Regions from separate parts of the Homo sapiens genome. Here region 2 is linked to region 1. A link is a contact called in ENCODE Hi-C data. All regions are on one chromosome and are shown on one strand. Each heading gives the region's core, a stretch centred on a gene start or an enhancer-like site at or near the end of the contact. The rest is flanking DNA. Distances are from core to core; before and after follow the strand shown. Region 1 holds the start of WDR4 (WDR4 tRNA N7-guanosine methyltransferase non-catalytic subunit). Region 2 has its middle 29 kb from the start of RSPH1.

Region 1 (2,700 bases), core at 25-2,524:
CAGTTTAGAGTGAAAAAAGGTCTGTGGGCTCACAATTTGCTAATGACAGGAAGGAGGTTGAGAAAGTTTCTCAAAGGGCACATTCTTCAACATGGCCAAGAAGGTGCTGGAAAAGGAGGGACACCCAAGAGGGCAGAGGCAAGAGCTGTGCTGAGATACAGCCTGGGGAGATACTCCCAGGAAGCAGAACTCGGGCCTGGTTAAGACTTCTTATTCTTGTAGGGCCTGAAAACATCTTCCAGTAGGATTTCAGAATTGCTTTGGACCAGTGATTACTGTGTCTCCTCCTCTTCTCATTTTCACATGCAAGTATTTATTGTGGTTATCTGGTCCCGGCTCACCATCATATATTGCGTGCACGGGAGAGAAAATTAATCTTTTTAGTTTGTAAGTCTCTGGATCAAGAGGAGCTGCACCGGACAAGCCAATCTAAAACAGACCGTGAGATCCTAGATTTTGTGCCTGATGCTGGGATTGTAAGAGGCTTTTGGGGATCTTGGGATGAACACTGGAAACTAACCATAGTTTGGGTTGAAAATATCACTACAGTTCGGAGATTTTAAGGCATCTGTGGCTTGTCTAAGTGCAAAGATTCAGTAGGCTTACTTCTAGCGACCTCAGACTTGACGCCACCCGAGACACCCTCACCCATGACCACATCTTGGACATTTTTTTTTTTTTTGAGAGAGAGTCTCGCTCTGTCGCCCTGGCTGGAGTGCAGCGGGGGCGATCTCGACTCACTGCAACCTCCGCCTCCCGGGTTCAGGCAATTCTTCTGTCTCAGCCTCCCAAGTAGTTGGGGCTACAGTCGCACGCCACCACGCCCAACAAATTTTTGTACTTTTAGTAGAAACGGGGTTTCACCATATTGGTCAGGCTGCTCTCGAACTGCTGACTTCATGTGAGCCACGGCCCCCGGTTCATTCACTTCTTGAAGGATCATTTACCAGGCATCTAGTAGCCATCATCAGGTCCTACGTCTCTCCAGCTACCGCGGAAAAAGATCCAGAACCAGCCCTACCCCGTCTAGAGGAAAGGATGAACATTAGGCAAGTACTTGGAATCGTGCGAAGTGCACTCCATCAGATCACCTTGGTGAGTGAACTGCCAAACCCGAAACACCGAAGGCCACCAGCCACAACCCGGAGGGCGGTCACAGCACCTTTCACGCATGCTCAAGGCAGGCTCGTCCTTGAGCATGCGCGGTACGTGGGGTATACGTCATCTCTCGGCGTCTGCGCCTGGCGTCACCGACCGGTGCGGACAGGAAGAGGCTCTGGGCTGGCACATGTGTATGGCGGTGAGGCGGGCGGGTACATGGCGGGCTCTGTGGGACTGGCGTTGTGCGGGCAGACGTTGGTGGTGCGGGGCGGCAGCCGATTCCTGGCCACCTCCATAGCAAGCAGGTGAGGGGGCCTTGGTCTTGGAACAGGGAGACCAGGCTGCGGGCGCGCGTCGGGTCCTGGCGACCCCGCTTCTCCCGCACCGCCTGGTCGCACCCACTCTGGGGTGACCCCGGGGAACTCCGCTCCAGCCCACGAGTCCTCCGCCGCAGTCTCGGCCTGGCCGCGTCTCTGCGCCTGGAGGGTCCGCTTTCGCCGTCCGCTCTCGGCGTCCGCTCCCCGGCTCCGGCGCGCTCCTTGCACTAGATGGCTGGTCTGCGGTGTTCTTGCCCGGTTAGCGCCGCCGGGTCGCTTCCGGTCTCCGCGGCGCCGGCGGGGACCGGGTAGGTAGAGCACGTGGGGCGACGCTGACCAGTCAGCAAGGCCCGGCCGAACACGCTCTGCAGAACTGGGAAGAAGCGGGTCTCGGGTCTCCCTGGTGAGAAGGGAGGGGCTTACTCACTGCGAGCTCACTGACCTCCAAGCGCGCTCCCTCTTTTTGCAGGGTTGTCTGTTCCCTCTTCCCGGCCTGCATCCACTCACCTGGCCTTAATTGCTCCTTAGGGCTCCAAGTCATCTCCGACACTTACCCAACCCAAGGGTGCACGTGGAGCTCGCAGTGCGCACCTCCCTAGTGGCCCTTCGCACGGCTCGGGTTTTGCTTTCCGTAATTTTATTCTCCTTCCTTAGTGTATCGCCAGTGCTAGGACGACGCAGGGGATTTTTAACTTAGTAAATGTTTGTTGATGGAACAGTCCTAACTCAGGACTCTCGGAGCAATTAGTAGTGCTGTCAGTTTCAGCCCCTCGTTTCCTTTCCCAGGTTATTTGTGATTTCATATTTGAAACGGACGACGTGTCTGTCAGATATACTGTATATTTTTTGTTCGTTTGGTTTTAGAAAGCCAATTCGATGTTAAGTTAGGTCTCACAAAAATTGTACTCAGAAACCCGTCACATATCCCAGATGATTTTGTTTTAGAGACTCACGGTCTAATATCTGCCAGAGTGAGCTGTGGATATATTAGACATGATTTGCTTACCTTCAGTCTTTGCATTTTGAGGAAATTCTAGTGGCTGGTGGAGTTTCTGACTTGGAAGACAAGTCCACGGTTCCATATGGAAAGTTTTTTGGTGCACTCGCTTTAAAGGCTATAAATATGTACAAGATACGTGCCAGGGGGTGAGGATGGGATAAACCGAAGTTTAGGTTCAGTATGGAAAATGGGTGATTCTTATGTTGGTAAGTGCCTGGGGTCATGGGAACACTTTCAGGTAGGTGAGATATGTTTCTAAATAGTAATGGCTCTTTGAAATTT
Region 2 (2,700 bases), core at 98-2,597, 410 kb after region 1:
GTTTGCGAGATGGTGTTTTTCCAACTCCACTGTTCCTTCTGAATTTATTAGGCTGTAAATCATGGATTTATTTGGTTCCCATGAAATGCAGCTCCTCCTAGAAAAACAGAATAAAACCTTTCATTCTTTCCCTTGTATGACCAATTTTATAAGCGAGGTGTTAGTTTAGCAGATGCTTCAAAGGTGACAAGTCCCTTTGTTCTGGATCTTTTTTGCATAGTCACCATGGGCTTGTGGATGTCACTGAGTCAATGCATTTCAATCCACTCCAATCACTTTTCTTTATGATGCAGAGACAGACACAACTTTGGCCAGTGGTAGCTTCTTCATGCCACTGTTTTGTCCGGTTGACAAGACCCCATTGGTCCTTGAAAACTTCAGTACTTTTTAGTGTTTTTGATGTTTTGTAATTTATTTTTGTATAATTTTAAACTTAAAGAAAACTTGCAAGAATAGAGAATGAAACTCCTCTATACTCCTTAACTAGACTCAGCAATTATTTGCGTTTTGCCCCATTTGCTTTATCATCTTGCTGAGAGAGAGAGAGAGAGACAGAGGGAGAATAGCATGTAGAGAAGGTATAAATACACGGTAGACATACACCATTTCTTCACAACCTTTTGAGTATGATAGGCCTATTTCAGTATCTATTTTGTAAAAACAAGATATTATATAGAGTATAATTATCAAATTAAGAAATTTCACATTGATATAATTTTTGTAATCCATAGTGCATATTCACATTGTACCAGTTGCCCCCATCATGTCCTTTTTAGCTAATATTAATGACACTGGGCATTCATTCATGTACTTATTGAATATTTGTATATCTTCCTTTGGGAAATGCCTGTTCAAATATGTTTCAAGTTTGTATTGGGCTGTTTTGTTCTTTGGATTGTAGAAATCCTCTACATTTTCTGTCCTTTGTCAGAAGCAAGGTTTTGCTTAATTTGTGGCTCAACAACAAACTGTTGCTGTTTTCTCAACTGCGTCCTTGATGAGAAGTTTGAATATTGTTTGTTTGTTTTAAAAAGACCTTGGTATTCCACTCTGAGTTTCAATTAGGACAGCTGGGAGCGGTGGAGAGTCGGAGTTGGGGGAAGAGCTCAGCCCAGTGGCTGGAAGTCTAGTGCACTTGGTTTTTGTATGGGGAATGCTCGCTTTCCATTTTGCTGGGAAGACGTGCAGATGAGGGCTTCTGTCACCAAAGGCTGAAGCTCTGATGATCTAATTTGGGCAGAGTTTACCCACAGGATTTGAGGCTCCTCCTTGTGGCCTTTTCTGTCCTGGGTGCTCACTTGCTTTTTATCAGCTGCGGCTGCCATGAGCTTAGTCTGCTGGCTCTGCAGACCAGAAAGCCTGCGGTTTTCTGTTTTCCTTTGGTCATTTGTCATGGCTACGACCGCCACCACCACAGCCTTCATGACAGAAGCTCCCTGCTGCCCTCCTTTCTTCCAAGTGTCAACGCCCTTCCAGAATTGGTTTCATCTTATTCACTCTCCGCTGGCATCAGGCAGTTATTTTTTGTAATTTCTCCAGCGTGGACAGCTGCTGTCTGCAGAAGGGTTGGCTCTGGCAGGAGCTGACCAGATATGGAGACTGACTGCAGCATGTGACTGACTCTGGGTAGAGAAAAGTTTCGATCACCAAATGTCTTTATCATAAGCTGAAATATTAAGATATTCATCTTGATCTCAAGATGTGCGTGATTCTTATTTCAGGTATCTTTACCACCTTGGGCTGTTCCCGGCCTTTGCCAGCTCTCTTGAGTCTCCTTGGCGTCAGCATCCTCAGAGCAGGCCCCCGGCCAGTGTAATCGTCCGATGGGCTCTTCCTGTCCACTGCACAGACAAAATCAATTTACCGAGGCCACGGCATTGCAGTAGAGAAGAGGTGTCACTGACACGAGGCTGGCCCACGCAGAAGAACTGGAGTTACTACTCAAATCATTCTCCCCAAAGCCTTGGACACTAGGGTTTTTATGGACAGTTTGGTGGGCAGGAGGCTAGGGAATGGGTGCTGCTTATTGGTTAGGCATGAAATCACAGGGGTGCAGAAAATGGTCCACATGTACTGAGTCTGCATCTGGGTGGGGCCACAAGACCGGTTGAGTCATGAGTCCCAGATCCCCAAAGGGTCAGTCTGGAAAAATAATAATAATTAAAAAAAAAAACACTTAGGTTTTACAATAGTGATGTTATTTATAGAAGCAATTGGGAAAAATCACAAATCCCCATATGGCCCCTGGAAAGAAGGGATTATAGAAACTATGCCTACATTTTTTTTTTTTTTTTTTTTTTTTTTGAGACGGAGTCTCGCTCTGTCGCCTAGGCCGGACTGCGGACTGGAGTGGCGCAATCTCGGCTCACTGCAAGCTCCGCTTCCCGGATTCACGCCATTCTCCTGCCTCAGCCTCCCGAGTAGCTGGGACTACAGGAGCCCGCCACCGCGCCCGGCTTTTTTGTATTTTTAGTAGAGACGGGGTTTCACCTTGTTAGCCAGGATGGTCTCGATCTCCTGACCTCATGATCCACCCACCTCGGCCTCCCAAAGTGCTGGGATTACAGGCGTGAGCCACCGCGCCCGGCCACTATGCCTACATTTTAGCAGAATTCAGGTCCCTCCTACAATCCTATTCTTGTGGCCTTTCATTAGTCTTACAAGGTGGTTTTCAGTTCCTGAGCATGGATGGGGTTAGTT

What was found. A loop is a pair of places that touch in the nucleus more often than their neighbours do. Pooled maps may share reads with other maps.
Region 2: a loop to region 1 is called in a pooled map, with 5 times the contacts of the local background. The contact joins the enhancer-like site here to the promoter of WDR4 in region 1. A Hi-C loop is called at or near these places in 2 of 37 single-sample maps with no recorded cell type and 7 of 50 pooled maps.

What each region holds. Positions count from the first base shown.
Region 1 is chr21:42,878,113-42,880,812 of GRCh38, reverse strand. WDR4 (WDR4 tRNA N7-guanosine methyltransferase non-catalytic subunit) reads left to right here and starts at 1,274. Exons shown (of 11, transcript NM_018669.6): 1 at 1,274-1,406. The coding sequence starts at 1,318. It overlaps LOC105372817 (a long non-coding RNA gene), which reads right to left and starts at 1,101. Exons shown (of 4, transcript XR_937765.3): 1 at 1,058-1,101. RefSeq lists enhancers at 1,022-1,371, 1,442-1,551, 1,582-1,631, 1,284-2,248, 2,249-2,700.
Region 2 is chr21:42,466,063-42,468,762 of GRCh38, reverse strand. No RefSeq gene overlaps it. Among named protein-coding and RNA genes, the nearest start is that of RSPH1, 29 kb to the left of the region's middle. RefSeq lists enhancers at 1-906, 1,443-1,602. Within about 2 kb of position 1,347, at least 4 of the 41 ENCODE cell types and tissues checked have a DNase peak (open chromatin) inside an H3K27ac peak, as active enhancers do.